Linked DNA regions of Homo sapiens: region 1 is linked to region 2. The links are chromatin loops, found by intact Hi-C in ENCODE. Cell type or tissue: GM12878. All regions are shown on one strand. Links, peaks and the distances in the headings refer to the core of each region. The heading gives the core; the rest is flanking DNA.

What was found. Hi-C counts contacts between places; a loop is a spot of excess contacts. Peaks named below come from ENCODE experiments on the same cell type or tissue, not always from the same donor. Only the 100,000 strongest peaks of a DNase experiment are listed, where the experiment ranks them.
Region 1: it touches region 2 in a loop (2.8-fold over the local background); 1 of 110 quality-filtered maps calls a loop at or near these places.

The regions. Positions count from the first base shown.
Region 1 is chr13:47,091,644-47,100,645 of GRCh38, reverse strand. No RefSeq gene overlaps it. Among named protein-coding and RNA genes, the nearest start is that of HTR2A, 200 kb to the right of the region's middle. In GM12878, for the core only: no CTCF peak of the experiment used is centred there; a DNase peak (open chromatin) is centred at 5,675.
Region 2 is chr13:47,031,856-47,040,857 of GRCh38, reverse strand. No RefSeq gene overlaps it. Among named protein-coding and RNA genes, the nearest start is that of HTR2A, 140 kb to the right of the region's middle. RefSeq lists an enhancer at 4,006-4,105. In GM12878, for the core only: no CTCF peak of the experiment used is centred there; a DNase peak (open chromatin) is centred at 4,057; H3K27ac peaks cover 1,088 bases.

The sequences.
Region 1 (9,002 bases), core at 772-8,771, 59 kb before region 2:
AGAATTAGAACACAGACTGAGATCAACAGTCAGTCTGCTGTTTGCTCTTTTGAGTACTGTTTGCATGGAAAGTTAAGGATGAAAGTAAACCAAATCAAGAGTGGTTCCATTCTTAAACCTTCAAAGGCTTAATGGGATGTTTAGTTCAGTGCCTTAAAGCACATAAATAGCTGTAAGCTCAGCAACATGGTTCCGATGTCTAGATTAGATTTACCAGTCTTTGTTTATACATGCAAAGTCAAATAGAGGACTGATGCAATTATCAGTATAATTCAGGCCAAATGTTTGCTACATGAATATTTAGCTGGTCATTACTAAGTGGGGGAACTTTTTTGCTACCATTCCTCTAACGGTCTTATATCTCTATTTTATATTTGTCAGATACAGCTTTAAGATAAGCAGCCAAGATCCCACTTTTCAGTGCAATAAATTAATATGTCATTTAGCCTCTTAAAGCTCCCCTCTTGCCCTTCTGAAAATGGACATAAACTATTAGGTTGGTGCAAAAGTAATTTCAGTTTATATGCCTTATAAAGGTTTTGCCTTTGATCTCTACATTGAATCCATCTGCACAGCCCTGGAAAGGAAGTAAATAAAGAATTGCAGCAATTAAAGAATCTCCTGTTCTCCTCAGTTCTCACTACCCCGATAATACCCTCTTGAATTCTAAACAAAATGCATGATTTAAATACAATCAGTATAAGGTTAAATATTCCCCTCCAACAAACGGTCCATTATGCATCTTTCCAGATTCTCTTTTAATTGTGTGTGAAACTGGGTGTTCTTGACAGTTAAATGAAATCTAATTGTTACATGGCCTATATTTGGCCCTTAGAAAACAAAGGGTCATAGCTTTTTCTTTCAGATTGTTGAAGAGATGGAACAATTGTTCTGATCTCTTGAGAAGTGTATGTAAGTGGTTGAAAAAACTACACCTCTGTAAGTGTCTAACTTAATCCCTTTAGCAACTGAGAGGATCATGATCAAGAGCAGGACTTACAAAAGATTATGTCCAAATTCTTGACTACCCAAACCCTATTCCTCCAGAATATATTCTTTATGTGCCTTATTAGGAAGAAACTCAAGAATGGAAACATTTTATATTTGTGTAACACTCTTTTACAAAGCACTTTAACATGTATTGTTTCATTTTGCTTGCTTAACAGCCCTTTGACATGGACAGGGAATACTGTCTACATTTTATAAAGAGAAACTGAGGCCCAAAGAGGTTAAGTAGTGGCCTGTCCAAAATCACAGAATTAATAAGAGAAGCCTGGGACCCAAGATCATATTTCCTAAGTCCAAATTTAGTGATGTCTCTATTCTTCCTCACTAGTTCCCTGCTCATAAAATGTCAGTAGAGAGGGGGCTATCAAAACTGATCCTTTCATTCATATCCCAAATCTCAGCATCATGCAATATGCCAGGTAGCAAACCTGTGCATGTACCCCAAATCTAAAATAAAATTGAAAAAAATTAATAAATTGTTATTTTTTGAAATGGATTCTTTCACATCTTGGATTTTCACTTTTATTTTTTAAAAGTCAGACATTTCAAGATCTTGAGACCTAGTAAAGCCTTTAAGAAATTAGTAATATCATGTTTAATTACTAGAAATGAATTTCTTCTCTTATTTGCTCTGTAATCATAAGGCATAAGTAACCTAAAAGAGCTCACTTCATGAATAGCCTGCAAGGCCGATGGGTCATCAATAAGACCCTGAATAAAGCCAACTGTTAACTGAGTGCCAGTTCCATTCTATGTAGCTTGGCATTTTTCACAAATGTGATACAAGTTTCCTTTTGCTTTATTTATCTATTTCCTTATGTAACTGACCTTAAGTGATTGTATAACAGTGCAAGACTGTGATTCAGTGCACTGTTCTTTCCTACTTAGTATTATTACAAGCTATTGGAGAAATACTGCTGATGTTCTCCGAAAAGGAAGCTTTTAATATTCCATTTAAAGATATTGTTGTGTTTTTCTGGGAGAAGGAATAAAAGATAAAAATGTAACACATGAGATTTTAAAATGCTAATCGATTTTCATGGAAAATGTTCATCTCAGGAATGTTTTCTGTGGTGAGCTAGGAAAAAAATAAGTATAATTAACACATGAATCATGCACAACAAGTGTGCTATAGATAACATGTTACCAAAGATATTGGGATGGACAAGTAAAGTCATTTTCTTAAAATTCCTAACTAAAATGACGTAAGAGGAGGAAATTAAGTCATACTCTAAAGTGCCACTGTTTTGTAAATGTAAAATAATTTTTATTGGAGTTTCTCTCTAGGGACTTAACAGTTGTACATATGAAAATACTTTGAAAACTTAAAAAAACATATTTCGCTCAATGACTACAGCATGCCATTAAAGTTACTGATATAAGTAGGAGCTAAACAATGGGTATATATGAACATAAAGATGGAAAAAAAACAGACACTAGGGACTCTAAAGAGGGGAGGTTGAGAGGGAGGGGAGGTTGAGAGGGAGGTGAGGGTTGAACAATTACCTGTTGGATACAATGTTTACTATTTGGGCAATGGGTACACTGGAATCCCAAACCCCACCATTAAACAATGTATCCGTGTAAGAAGCCTGCACGTATACTTCTAATCTAAAATAAAATAAAATTTTTTAATGTTCTCGCTATGCTTCACCAGAAAAAGAATTGCAGCATCCAGAGCAGCTGTTTATAAACCAACCAAACAACACCAGGGGATTTTTAAAAACACTAACAAAGTAAGGCCACCAACATTTTTGTTTTGTTTTTGATCTTGTGATGGCCACACATCAGTGCCGCTGTGCAAGGCTGCAGTAGCCATGACTTTCTTCTTTCCCTAAAATTTATCTGATTCCCTAAGGCAGGCACCATGGAATTGTCACTACTCCAGACTTGTATCCTGAGCTCCCAGCTTTGACAAACACTCATTTTTACCTTTTAGGCTTCCTTGGTTCTTTCCTCTTGTTTAGCAATTCCAATCTGTGAGAGATTTATTTTACACAGATTTATTTACTTTATGGCGATTGATACCATCAACAACCTCAGCCCTAAATAAAGATGCTTTCCTTTTTGCTTCACCATCTCCTGTTCATCCTATCCACAGTACAGTTACCTTATCCATTACGAAGCTAGAGTATCTGAACCATAAATTTAAGGTAATGTACATATGTTAAGAATTAGCACCTAAATAGTAATAGACAAATCATTGTCTCCTAAGAGAATCCTATCAAGTTTAAAGGAAACCCTACTTTGTATGTTTGAGATATGAATTTGGAGAGTTCTACCAAATTGGAAGCTCTACTAGCAACCAATTTTCTTTCTCCGCATATAAACTTGGGTCTCTACACAGTATGGGGCCAGCTCTATTTTGGAGCCTAAGCTCTTCTTTCATCTTCTGGCAACTCATTTGTAAAGCTGTAGATAAACTGGAAAGGCTTGCAGGAAAACAAGAAGAATGATTCATAGCTTGGATGAAATGATCAGTTAGAGGAGTATATAGGAATTTGTACATATACAAGTTGTTCTAGCAAATCTAAAGTCATTTCATAGCCACATATCTTATGAGTGAATATATGAAGAAGGCATATGAACATTTTTGATTAGTTAAAAGGAAATTAACCCAAAATAGGATTTGTCTTTATAAAAAAAAAGAAAGAAAGAAAGAAAGAAAGAAAGGAAAAGGAAAAGAAATCAAGCCACAGAAGTTCTTCCCTCGGTGCCCAAATTTGATCATATTGAGACTTACATTTTCATAGATAAAAATAAAGAAACTACTGTTAAAGAATAAAAACAAAACAGAAATACAGCATAGTATACCTGCATGTCAAGGACCCAAACAAGATTCAAACATACAATTTGTGTAAGCAAATTTCCAAATAGGCACACACACAAGAATAAACTTATCAGAATGAATAGGCAAAAAAGAGAAGAAGAGCAGAAATGCCTTATCTTGAAAATAATTCACCCAAATACATTGATACAATGTCTGAGATTTCTTAAAGTAGTCCAGGGGAAGTGAGTAGTAGAGAAAGAGAGAAAAATGAGATTGGCCATGAGTTAATAATTGACTAACCTGGGTGATGTACACATATGGTTCATTATACTCTTCTCTCTACTTTTGTGTATATTGGAAAATATCTATAAAAATATTTTTAAAATACTAAATAAATATAATGTCTAAAGAGAAATAATCTGCAGAGAACAAATAAATATCTGAAGGGAACAAAACTGATCTCTATATTTAATAGCAGGACTGGTCAGCACAGAGAATAAACGAAGCTGTTAAAATGATCTTTATACTGATTAATTTCTTTAATACCATAAAGATACCTGACCCTAATCTAGATATACAGTACCTGTATACCAACAGAAAACTAAAGATTATTAACTTTGATTAGTTCACATTAAATTAGTTGCTTAGATTGGTTCTTAGTTGTATGCAGAAATGACTTGATTAATTCATCTGCTAAGTTGAAACAATTTCAATCACCTTACTTATTTCTGAAGAATGAATGACATATGTTGAGGATTAAATCCTGAGATTAGCCTTCACACTGGATACTGGTGAGCTGGGGAAGGTCCCCAAATGCTTCTGGGATCTTTACCCCCAGCTAGTGTCCAGGCTCTTGACACTATTGTGAAAAGGAATTCAAAAATGAGTTAGAAAAGAGTGGAAGTACAGAGATTTATTGCAAAGCAAAAAGTACATACTCAAGAAAGGGAGTGCAGGCATATGCAGGAGAGAGTCACTCACAGAAGGGTTTGGAGCTGCTACCTTTATGGGTTTCTTTAACCAAGGGGTAAGATATTCGTGAAGATTCCTGGGAAAAGGTAGAGATTTCTCAGAACTGTAGTGCCACCCATTTTAACACTAACTATAGGTATTCTCAGAACTGTCATGGCGCTGTTGGGTATCTGATTTAGTATGTTAATGAACATATACTGAGGTCCTAGGTGAAACCTAAGTCAAATCAAGCACCATGTTGGGTCCAGTCAGTCTTAGCCAGCTTGGTCCACACCCTGCTTTTCAGGGTATTATGAGCCTGTAGCCTCTAGTTACGTGAAACTGCCACCTGGAAGTTTTTATTCTCCTGTGACCACCCTATATTATTCCTGTCTCATTTAAAGAGGTAAAATGTTCTATCTGCTTGTGGGGGATAATTCTGCCTGAGTATTCTGGGCTTCTACTTGTCTTACGAGCAGAGGTACAGACTGACCCTGTTACAGAATATCTTTTCAAGAATTTTTACGTAGAAACAACCTTGAAAGATAGAAATAGTGTCTCCATCTGAAGCAAAGGGCAGGCATGCTGGTTTCTCATTATAAAAGTTTTGGGTTCCCTAAACTCAGGGTTCTTCTGTTCTAACACAACCAACCACATGTGTAGGTATCATCTGGCCCTATTCACAATGCCTCGTGGGGATTCGGTCTCAGGGAACCAATATAAAATATGCTGATGTTCAGCCTACTTGCTATGCCATGAGTAATAAAGTCCTTGTTTCTGACCCAGGAGTCTCATGTCTCACATCCATGAACTGCTAACAGGATAATCTATTAGTTTTCAAGTAAGATAAAATCTCAGATTCTTCACAGATCTTGCTACTGCTAACACTGAAATGGTAAATATGTGTCTGGCATGAAAGTGACCTATATTGAAACTGACTAGGGAAAGCAAAACAAAACAAAAAACCTGCAGCTGAATTGTGAAGACTCTAGTTAAAAATTAGCAATGCCTGCCAAGAAAGCCAGCAGGTGGGCTGTATCATGCATGCTATTAACACTGACATTGTGAGGTTACCTTTTTCAGTGCTAGTTAATGGGAGATGCTTAATAAATGTTTACTAAACTGAAATCCTTGTTAAAATTCTAGGTGGATTTTAATGGATTGACTACTGAGAAGTCACACATTACTTATGTCCACAATTTTGATTTTTTAAATTCTCTTTTTAAAAACCAGAAGTTCTTCAAAAATTAAATAGGAGGGGAGAAGGCATCTTACACTTTGCATGCAAGATATAAGCACTGAAACTCTTATTTGTTAACATAGGCATTATTTAAAAAAGTTAACAGACTTTCTTCACTATTGAAATAGAACTTAAAAATTAAAATTACTACCATAAGTACTGCTTAAGTCCAATCTCATGTATTATTTCAAAATTTTTGCCAAGTTCTGATATAGTTAAAATGTCCCAATTTTCTTGGTGTAAATAAACAGCCTGGTCTTCAAAATAATTCAGAGGCAACATATTGTCTAGGGTCAAAAAAAAAAAAAAAAAAAAAAAAACCACTGGTGTTCCAACACTGATGAACCCCTGAGATGTTTTTTATTATCTGTAGTAAATAATATGTGGTTCTTCTCGATGGGTTAATGAAAAGATTTTGTAAATATATAATTACATATATGTAACCTGACTTTGGACTTGTCTGCCATTGCACTCTCTGGCATATGTTTATTTTTAAGGTAAGGAAAATCTTACCACTTTGAATCCTAACTGTCAGGAAAGCATAATACCTTTGATTAGTGATATTTTAGAGAAGTCATTATATGGGTAAGCCCCAGATAGGCTTGTGAACCTGCTTTTTCTACCAAAGGGGTCTGTAAAGGTAGAATATTAACTTATTTTAGTGGATGCAGCTCTGCATAAAAGCAAAAAGGTGTTAAGGTATTAATAGTGACAATGACCACTGAAGTATGACTTTCGTCATTTTATTCTGTATTTGACATGCAGCCATAATTAATCACTTGGAAATTGTTCTAAGCACATTATTTATTGTCTTTCATGCATATACAATAAATCCTTAGGAGAAACTCAGATTAAATAATCATGACTTGAGGTATGCTCAGGATTCTTTCTTGAGCAGCTGGGTGGATTATTTTCTGTGTTGGAGAAGATTGGAGGAGGAACAGTTGGCAGGGATGGGAGGGAAGGCATTTATAAAATACCCACATAAAGATGAAACAGGAAACATTTCAAGTGAATATAAAATATCAAAGTGAAGATACACAGCATCAAGGAGATACCTTCAATGAAGATAATTTGTCAAAATACCAATGATATCTAGAGCCCTGACAATTAATAAAATTATCTCGAGATAGGAAGAGCAAGAGAATGTGGTTCTGTACCAAGTTTTATAGAAGTCCAGTTTTAAAGTCTAGTAGGAGGAGATAAGGAAAGATGACAGATAAGTGATATCCAATAAGGTCACTGGACACCTAGGAGATGGTTCAAAGATGGAAACATTAACTTTGATGAGAGCTACTGGTAGATCATACAGAATAAGAACTTTCATTTGGAAAATGAAAGTGTCCAGTGACCTTGGAAGAAACATTTGCTGTTTATGAAGATAAGCAAGAATGGAATGACTTGAAGGCTTCAAAAAAGAGATATAGGTATGGAAATAGAATGTATAGATAACATTTCTGAGAAGTTAAACAAAGAGTAATGGTAATTGAAGGGGGATATAATATCAATGATGAATGGTATGTGACTGGAATGAAGTATTAGAGAGAAAAAAGTTGAATATGCCAAAAAGAGAGAAGACTCCTGAAGAAGGAATGTCCTTAGGATAATCAAAATGAAAGGGATTCAGAGAATATGTAGTGAATTAGCTGCAGTAGCAGAGAAAGGAGAGATAGGTGAAAGGGAAAATATATGAGTTTATTTGGAAATGGCAGGATTTCCAGGCAGGATGAGGATGTACACTATTAATGGCTTGAATTTTCATTAGTGATATATGAGATAAGGTCACTAGATAAAATGGTGGGTGGTGCTAGATGGAAAGTCTTAGGAGAGAGAGAGAGAGGATGAAATTGTCATTGCAGAGGGTAGGAGCATGAGCTTCCTAGAAAAATACAGTAGATTTGCAACAGTAGAATTTCTCAGCATCTGCAGCAAAACTTTCTTCACATGCAAAGTCTTCTTAATGGAACAAAAGATTCATTTTAATGTTTTGATTATACTCAATCCTGAACCACCTGTGATATTTAAGTTGCACTATAAGCTCGTTAGTGTCAAGAAGCAACTATTATTTTTCTGTTTCTGTATGGTTAGGGCTTCCTAAACAAGAGAGTACTAGTAGCCTGGGTTGCTGAATGGCAAACAAGTCTTGGAAGATAAAGGTAAATCTTGGAAATTAAAGTACATCTCTGGAAAGACTCGCTGGCTTATTTCTCCTGGAGTCATTTAGTCATTTGTTTACATTTAAGAGGATAGTAGGCCAAGGGACCTGGCTTTTTTTATAGAGAGGGTTTGTTTACATGCCAAGGAATAAAAGTGTTAACTCTCTCTTTCTCATTCTCTTTCCCTCTCTGAATGACAGGAGTGGCAGCTGTGCAAGTACCTGCTATGTAAGCTCCAAAATTCAGATGACACCTGTCTTCACCATGCTGCCCCATGGAGGATTGGGGCCTGGGAAATTCTCACGTGATGTTCTATAAGTAAATACTTGGTCTTTTCTCTGATCTGGAAACCTCGCGTTTTCTATCAGGATAAAATAAATGCATATAAAAATAATAGTTCGAAGTTACAAGTCTTTAGATTCAAGATCCTAGAACTCCTAGAGGCCAAGCTCTGGAGAAAGGTAAAACATACATTAAACAAGATGCCTATCTTAGGGAGTCTGTGTTGCTATAACAGAATATCATAGATTGGGTGATTTAAAACACAAATATTTGTTTCTCCACAGTCCTAGAGGATTCCAAGTTCAATATCAAGGTGCTGGCAAATCCAGTGTCTGGTGAGGGCTTACTCTCTGGTTTACAGATGACCAACTGTTTGTTGTAACCTCACATGGCAGACAGTAGAGAGCTCTGGTCTCTTCCTCCACTTATAGTGACACTAATACCATTTAGGAGTGCTCCACCATCATGACCTAATTAACCTCTAAATGTCCTGCCTCCAAATACCATTAACCTTGGAGATCCAGACTTCAACATATAAATTTGGGGGGGACACAAACATTCAGTCCATAGCATGCCTTTCATAATAAGCAATTGA
Region 2 (9,002 bases), core at 279-8,278:
ACTAAGAGAGAGAACCTAGGAAGAAAAGAAGGAAGAAAAGTGGTGGCTATAGCAGAAACTGGGAAAGACAGAGTGGTTAGAGAGGTTTTTGGAGTCAGGTTCTGGAAGGAAAAAGACAGGATTGCATTGAGCATACAAGTAGAACAGTGAGTTTTAGAAACCTAATGAGATATCACTTCCTTGATTAATTACCAATTGCATTCCATGCACAAACATTTCCAAGCTTCCAAAAAGCAACATAGCTGTGATCATCATCAACTTACTACGGAATCACCTAAACAGAAACTTTATGATAATAGTTATTTTTTTCCCCTTTCGTCAGTATGTGCTAGAGGAATTAACATTGAAATTCTGAAACGATTTATTTCATACACTTGACTAGAGCTGAACTGGGAATTGACATTCTTGCAAAGTAATAGTAAATTTTGATCTCAAATAGAGTACATTTTATTTCTGCCTTCAGCAGGAATTTACTATTTGTTAAGGTTTATATTTTTTTAGCCATGATTTTGTTTTGTTTTAATTTCATATCTTCAGTAACTTAATTTGGGCTTGACAGAAACTTTCTTCTGAGGCGAGTGACATAGTAATAGCCAGAATATTAATTGGCATGTTAAGGCAGGGGTGAAAAACTATCTGAGGGTAATTTAAATTGAAAGTACAGGAAGATGGTACTTAAGAATCCAGAAGCACAAGAACAAAATGAATTTTCTTTTCACTCTCAGCAATTGTTTAAATAAACCGTGTGGAAGAATTTCGGGGTGCATAATTTCTGACTATGCAGATAGGCTCCAAGAAATATGTTAGAAGCTTGTATTGGATGTCTGCTTTACCTAAAAGATGGCAGATATTTCACAAAGGTCTTTGTTAAATGTGAATCCATTGAAAAGACATTAATAAGATTTGCTTGGAACTATATACTGAAAAAAAGGAACTCAAATTATAGAAATTCCTTTATTATCTCATATTTAACCCACTTATTTTATTGTAACTGTAACTGTGCACTAATTCTTAGAACTAAATCAAGTATCTGAGCGTGATTTTTTTCAAACAAAAGTACTAATTAATTTATACTTGACTCTTGCAAGTTGATAATAAAGAGACATGCTTCATGAAAAAAATTGAGAGCTCCTTCAGTTTTCTCAAGGGTCTTTTAATCCTTTTGTATTCAAATGATTATTTTAATCCATTGCTTCATTTCTCTTCAATTATCAAATAGCCTAAGTCTACTATATTTTCAACTATCAGTGACTTTTCATTTGACTAACCACTTTTATTAATTTCATAAACTCTAAACTCCTTCCACTAAGATAGGAGATTTCATTTTGCAATTGATTTCTACTCTATCTGCATTTGAATTTCCAGATGCTTACAGTACCTGACATTCCACAAGGCTCTTCTACACAGATATTTTTACAATGGATGGGGGTGGTTGCTTGTGTTGTATTCAGGAAGATGCAAGAAACAGGACTCATAAGATTTCAGTTCAACAGAGGAAGGTTTTCACGTAATGACAACTTTTGCTATCTCTGCAACTGTGTAATGATAGGAGCTTGAATCATTAATACTGGATTCCACAAACCCTCAAGGCTGTTTTATTCAGGTTGAATCATCTCTGCCTCTTACCACAGAGAACTGGCATGAAAGCACAGAATAAACATCCAGAATGCACTTCAAGGCGAATATTAAAGAAGGGACTATTTTTGTGTATTTTCATGTTCAAAATAAACATGTCAGTTGAAAGTAAATTGTCACTTTTTAAATTGGGAGTAATACAGAAGTAATGTTTATTAAGTGATTCCTACGGCCCAATAATGTTTTATTTGCCTTAATTCTACTTTCTTTAATTCTCACATAATCCTATAAGACAGATACGTTATCATCTCCATTTAACACATGATAAAAGTGAGGCCTTGAATGGCTAGGAAACTTGTTTGAGGTCACAAAGTTAGTTTTAAAAAAAAATGGGAGATACACAAACTGACCTGGTTTATGTAAGAAAGGTGATAGAGTTTAGATGCAATGGCATATACAAAATCCTAGATCCTTTTTAGTATGGTCTAATTATTAGGCTACTTAAACACTGACTCGCAAATAGGGATAGTTTACTATTGGTGTTTACAGATGAAAATACCAATGGAAGTGATCTTAACCCTAGCAAGCCTAAGATGACCACTTTAAACACACACAGAGATTAGTGTATAAGAGAATGACAGATTTCTAAGAGTATGCAAAAAACATTACCCACCAGTGCAGAAACCCCCTGATTAATAAACCTTCTAACACATTTTTATGCACCACATAAGCTATGGATTTATGTTTCAAACTCAGACTAGTTTTTATTCTACAGACTAGCCACCAAGGAAGGGAAGAAATTCTGAATAATCTTTTGAAACTGGAGGTTAAACAGAGATTCCTTGGAACCATATGTTATCTAGGAGGCTATAACTAATGACTCATTTGTACTGCCTCATTTAACCAGAAAGCAATGCATTTGCCATTGTGATTTTCTTAGCCGCTTGAATGGACTATCACCAGCTAGTAGCCTGCATGACCATTGATTACTATAAATAGTGATAATACAAGCAAATAAAGCCAAAATCAGTAGCAGTAGGAACTACATCTTCATTTGTAATCATGATCACTAATAAGCTTTATGAGAAAATGATAGTAGAATATGTAGAAATATATAAACTGAGTTTAAACAGATATTTTGAGCACCAGCAACAATTATTTAAAGGCCTCTTTGTATAATAGCAATGCAAACAGTTCCTTCCCCTTAAAATCTGCTGATAAGTTGTTTTGAATAATGGGCTGAGAATCTCTGACACACTAAATTATTCTTTAAATGTTCTAAACATTTCAAAGGTTCATAATTTTTTAGTCCTCCTACGCTTATCAAGCTACTCAGTCATCAATATGAATCTAACCCTAAAGCAAACAAACAAATGAGTAAACAAAAACCTAGCAAGCCTGCCAGCCTCCCTGGATACCACTGCAGTTTTCTGGGATCTTTTCTTAAGGAGGTCTTTCAGATGCTCATTCAGTGACCATCCATGAGGTCAACAGTCAAAACAGATGGATCAATTCCAATAGAGGAAATTGTATAGGTACTCTACAAATGTCTTCTCCAATTGTCTTTTAATCTTCTATCTCAGTTTTCTTAGCTCTAAAATGGGGATAAAGATAGAACCTCCTTTACTTTGAAGAATAGATGAGTTAATACAGGTACAACACTTAAAAGAGTGTCTGACACATGGTAGACATTTGATACATTTAATCTATTTTGTTACCTAATTTTGTAACCATAAGTTGTTCTAAATCTCCAGTGATTTAGCCATATGAATACTTCAGTATGTAAAAGTCTTTTCATGAGGTCTACCTAGTTGCTCTTGAAAATATTCAAATATTCTGTAAGTAACCGCAAGTTAAGAGATAGAGGTCTGTAAGTAACACAAGAAATCTCTTTATTACTTTATGGTCACACTATAGATACAAGCATATTAGCATAAGAATACAAATGCATAACACTACATATTCACCTTTGAATGGATTCCACAGACATTATTGTTGGAATCTGTTTTGGTTTTAACAATAATGAACACCAAAAGAGATGTGAGAAGTGAGTAATCAACAAATCAACACATTAGAGGCTGTTACAGAATAAAATTAATAGTATTTTATCACATAGAAGAATGCCTGACTCTCACTAGTTTCTGAATAAATATTTTTGAGTTGAAATAATCTGAAGATAGCAGACTATAAGCCCTTTAGGGGCTCAGTAACTGTTAGGAATTAGTAACAATTGCTGATTTACCTTCCACTCATATATTTGGTATCTGCAACATCTATCAGAGTTCCTAACACAATGGCTCAAGAGAAACTTCCATTGCATGAGAGAATATATGAATAAAGAAATGAATGAATCAAGTCAATGTTTTAGACATGAACGTCTCTGCTGTGCCCTTCCTCAGTCTAGGTCTCATTCCTTCTCCCCACTTTTGTATGTCCTCTTGGTGACTGCTTCCTCCTTTCTGTCTCAGTTTTACTTTCACTGCTCTATTTGGTGTGTCATTTCTGCCCCTCTTTTAAGTCTCCCCTTAACTGATTAAATTGATGGGCTTCAGGTTTAAAAAGGAAGATTAAACACACATTTTTAACCTGATTTCCTTCTCTAAACTCCTCTAAAATAAATGTGTAGCATTTTTAAAGGCATAAATCCTCAAGGACAAACAGAACAAGAGAGGAAACAACAGCAACACAATTTGAGAAGCTAGAAATCAGATGGATAAGTGGTAAATGATTTAGCAAACCTGAAAAATCGAAAACCGAGACTGGCTGGGGAGGGAGGCCCAAAAGCTAGCCAGTGCATACCTCAAATTCCAGAAGTGTTCAGAAATTAAAGTTACCTGGTACCTCTTAAAGGAGTGTGAAGGCAGAGGTGATTGGTTAAAAATCTGTTTAAAAAGACGTTAGATACCCTGTCCAATCTCAACAAAAGTTAGAAAATGTTCTCTCTGAATAGCGTGAATTGAGGGATTCTAGGGGGCACTGGGCATAGGAGCAGGGCTGCCAAACTGAACATTGCTAGATTAAGTGAAAAATCTACTCATGGAATGATGATACTCTCATCCCCTTTCCCAACTCAGATCCCAGAACAGAGTCAGCCAGACTTGTACCTACCAGACAGGTCACTGAAAATCTTCCACAAGGAAATACAATCAACCAAAGAGAAAACAAAAAAGAAAATGGTCGAATCTATCAGGGAAAAGAAATGGTAAGAAACATAGACATTGCAGAGAAAAGAAAACAAATCAAAAATCCATATTTTTCAGACAGATGAAAGAAGATAAAACAACCATGAAAAAAAGGATATTACAAATATGGAACATTCTGGGACAAAAGAGAGATTTTGGAATTTAAAAATGCAATAGCAGAAAGGCAAAAAAAAGCCTTACAGAGAAGGTAGAAAGTAAAGTTGCAGAAATTATTCAGAAAGTAGCTGAAAAGGAGAGCTTGGAAATACAACAAAAGAGAAGCAGTAAGAAAATTAGGGAATTAGCCAAGGGACAAACATGTAAATAATAGGAATTCCAAAAACAGAAAACAAAGAAAATTAATAAACATATAAATCAAATAAATGATTCAGGAAAAAATTCCAGAACTGAAATATAAAAATTTTCAGATTGAAAAGCCTACTGAGTGCCCAGCACAAGAGACAAGAGAAAACCCAGAGAAGGACCTTCCCAGTGAAATTCCAGAGTAAAGGGAGAAAGAAGATTCCCCAGAGTTCATTCTTTAAAAGTAGGTCCTAGCCAAAGAGGAATCAGAATGACTCACTGCAATCTTGAAAGCTAGGAGACGATGGGACAATGATTTAAATATTCTCAAGAAAAAGTAATCCCAATCTAATTTTCCCTACAAAGGAAAATTATTAATTGTAGGGGTTGAAAAAAGCAAAGGTCTCAGACAACTTATTCCTGCATCCTCCCTCAAGAAACTACTGATGGGTGTGTTCTGCCTTAACAGGGATATAAAGAAAGAAAACAACATGAGATGCAGAAACCAGGGAAACTAATACAAAGAAGAGAGACCAAGGCTACCCCAGGATGATGGTGCAGGGACATCCCAGGACAAAAGCTGTGCAACTGCCTAGAGATGGCCTGGTCCTGATTCCAGCAGATGTAGAGAACTCCAAGGATGAAGTCAGCAAGAAAATTAAATTTATAGGAATATATAGTGTCTTTGAACACACAAAGTGGGGAATTATATTTCTAGCAGAGTCCTGGGGTGAATTTGTTGTTGGAGGCTGAAAGAGTGAGGGTTGCGATCAACTCAGTATACCACTGGAGGCTATGTAAGTAGCAAACTGTTTGTCATAAATGCAGAATGTTGGCAAACTGACAAACTGCGTATGCCACCCAGAAGGACTGCTGAGGGCAGTCAAGACCCAGGCACAAGTGTTTCTTATGATTAGGCATAATTGAAGCCTGTTAGTAACAATATGAACCTTTGATCAATTAAGCAGTGAACCAATCGTTACCTCCTCCCCCTGCTCTTGTTACCCAATAAATACGAAGGGCTGCCTTTGCTCACTAGAAGCAGGTAGCTCTCTTCTTCTCCCCATGTTGCCTTTCCTTAAAATAGTTTCTTTTGTCTTAAGTTTTCATTTCTACATTCATCCCTTCCTTCAGTGGTAATGACAGTCTCAAGTGGTAACAGTAGAAACTGCTATAATGATGGTCTCAAGCAGTAACAGAAGTAACTGCTGTAGTCACCATTTCAAGCAGTAACCATGGCAGTCAGCCACAATTTGTATTAGATAATAAACTAAAATGTAATTATTAAAATCAAGGAAAATATACAAGAAAGGAAATGCAATAATAGTATACTACAGGTCTTAGTTGTGAAGAAATGTCAGAGTCACGATAATATAAAATCTGAGTAAGATAAAACTAAAAGTTATCGCTGGTAGAATTAGGGAAGAATATATGTGTGGATTGGAGGAGCAAGTAAGAGGATTCTCTCTTTATCCAGCACATAGGATATTTAAATAGGAAAAAAAATCAATGTAAAAACATCAGTTATTTTACAACATGGCTATAAACACCCAAAAAAGTAGCTAAACTAGTTGAAAGTGGTTATCTTTAGGAAAAAGGAACAGATAAATAGGAAAAACACACTTCTGTGTTTTTCACTATTGACCTTTCAGAACCATCTGACTTTAAAATTACGGATATGTGCCACTTTGATAAAAATAAAAATTAAAGAAATTAAGGGAATTTATAATATTTCATTTATAACATTTTTGGCTTATTATTCATGTTTTAAAACTCACGTGGTTTGAAACAGTTGCATTTTTTTTTGGCACCTGAAAGATCACATTTTAAAAATTTAGGTGTGATCTTCAATTTATTTTCTTCCATGCAAGTTATGGGTTTGGAATAAGAATGGTGTGAGCCATTCCTATATCAGAGAGGAAATTCTCCATGATTCCCATCCGCACCCACTCTGTCCTTTGTACCCCTTCTGTTACGACCAATAGCCTAATCACAGCAACTCTAATTCTTCATAATACTTTCTAGAAAGAATATAGACTGCTAGTAGACTACGCATTGCTTGAAGACAAGGAATGTGTATTATTCACCTTGGTAACTCCAGTGCCTAGCCCAGAGCCCAGGAAGAAATAGAAGGTACTCAAAAAAAGCTCATTAGCTTAAGGAGAGGAAAGAGAAATGAGAAATGGGAAGAGAGGAGATTTTAAGAGAAAAAGAGAGGCTGGCTGCAAGTGATTGTCTGGACACTAGATATGAGTCATAGGGGAAAAGAATGTCTGAAGTTTTCAAAAATTTAGCAGTTCGGTATAGAAAGAGAAACTAGTAAAAAAGAATGAGAGAGAAGCCAGTAAACTGGAAGGAAAATAGAAAAATGTTGAGTCACAAAAGGACAGGTAGTTAGAAAGTGCTTTGAAAAGCAGGTCATGGCCCACAATGTCAATGCTGCTGAGACACCAGGTTGGATGAGGACATAGAATTACCCACAGGGTTTGGCATGCTGAGATAACGGGTGTCCTTCACAATAGCCAGTTTCAGGGAGAGCTGGAAGGAAATGCCTCATTGGGCTGATCTGTGGAAGAAGACAAGCAGAAAAAGAAGAGTCAACTCTGCAGAGGAGTTTGAGGTGAAAGAAAGCAGTTGCAGGAGGAAGATGTGTAGTCAAAATATTAATACAAATATTACTGAGGCAAATATTACTGAGGAAGGATCAAATAGAGAGATAGAAACTGGTGATGGAAGAGGAAGCAGATACCACTGCAATAATAAATCCATGAAGAAGAAGGGAGGAGTTGCGGAGAGGCTGGTCTGAACAGCAAGAATAAACCCCCATTGTAAAGAGAAGAAAGTACACCCTGTGAGAACAGAAAAAGGTGGGCTGGCAAAACTGGTGCTGGAAAAGTGAAGGAGTGCTTACCTAATTGCCTCTATTTTCTGTTAAATGTGCTGTATTTGCAGAGTGAAAGGGAAGATTTTTTGTTTTAAAATTGAGTTGTATAGACAAGGATACAATTCCAGATTATTTTTTAGAATAAGATATATCTGTCAGAGAAAAAAAAATCTAACTATAATGCCAAGCTCTGGAACATGCCTCTAGGAAATGTTAAAAGCTGCTCTAAATCAGCAAAAGAGGAAACATATAATTTAACTTTAGAGCAGAACTACTACCCAAGCAAAAATTTTAATATTTTGATCTCAAGACAATAGCCTCAAATACAAAAATTCAAGATGTGCCGCAGAACATTTAATAATGATCATTTTCAAAGTGTCAAAATAGGACAAACCATGTGTATTATATATTTACATACCTTATTTTCTTTAATTCTCATAAAAACTCTATGACATATTATTTTCCTTTTCAAAATGAGAAAACCAATGCTATAAAGGTTAACTCAAGTCCCACACCTACGAGGATAGCTGGAAATAAAAACCCTGTCTGATTCCTAAGTCCATTTCTTTCTATGACTCTATACTCTGAGGCTTGTATGGCTTCATGAAAAGCCATAATTTTTTAAATACCCATTTTAGCTAATACTCCAAATGTTAAAAGTTTCATCCATTTTAAGCTCCATTTTCAGCTTATTCAGAATTAATTATGCATAAGCCTATAGTGATACATGCCAAATTTATTCCCTTTTTAAAAATACACACTTTAATAAACACTGCTTAGGTACACACACCAAGGGCAGTGAGAGATGCGGGGAATAGAGAATAGAAGAATCTAGTTGGAAATATTCTAAGAGCAACAGACTTCATGTGGGGGCTCACATGCTTTACAATCTGTTTGCATTAAAATGAAATGAAAACAGTATTTTTTGTAAAATAGGGCAAAAGTATATATACAAGAGCACTAGCATAATGTCTGGCACATGGTAAGTGCTCAGTATATGTTAGTTTTCTTCTCTTTCCTTCGTAGCATTTTAGAAACTAGAAAGAGCAAAGAGTTAG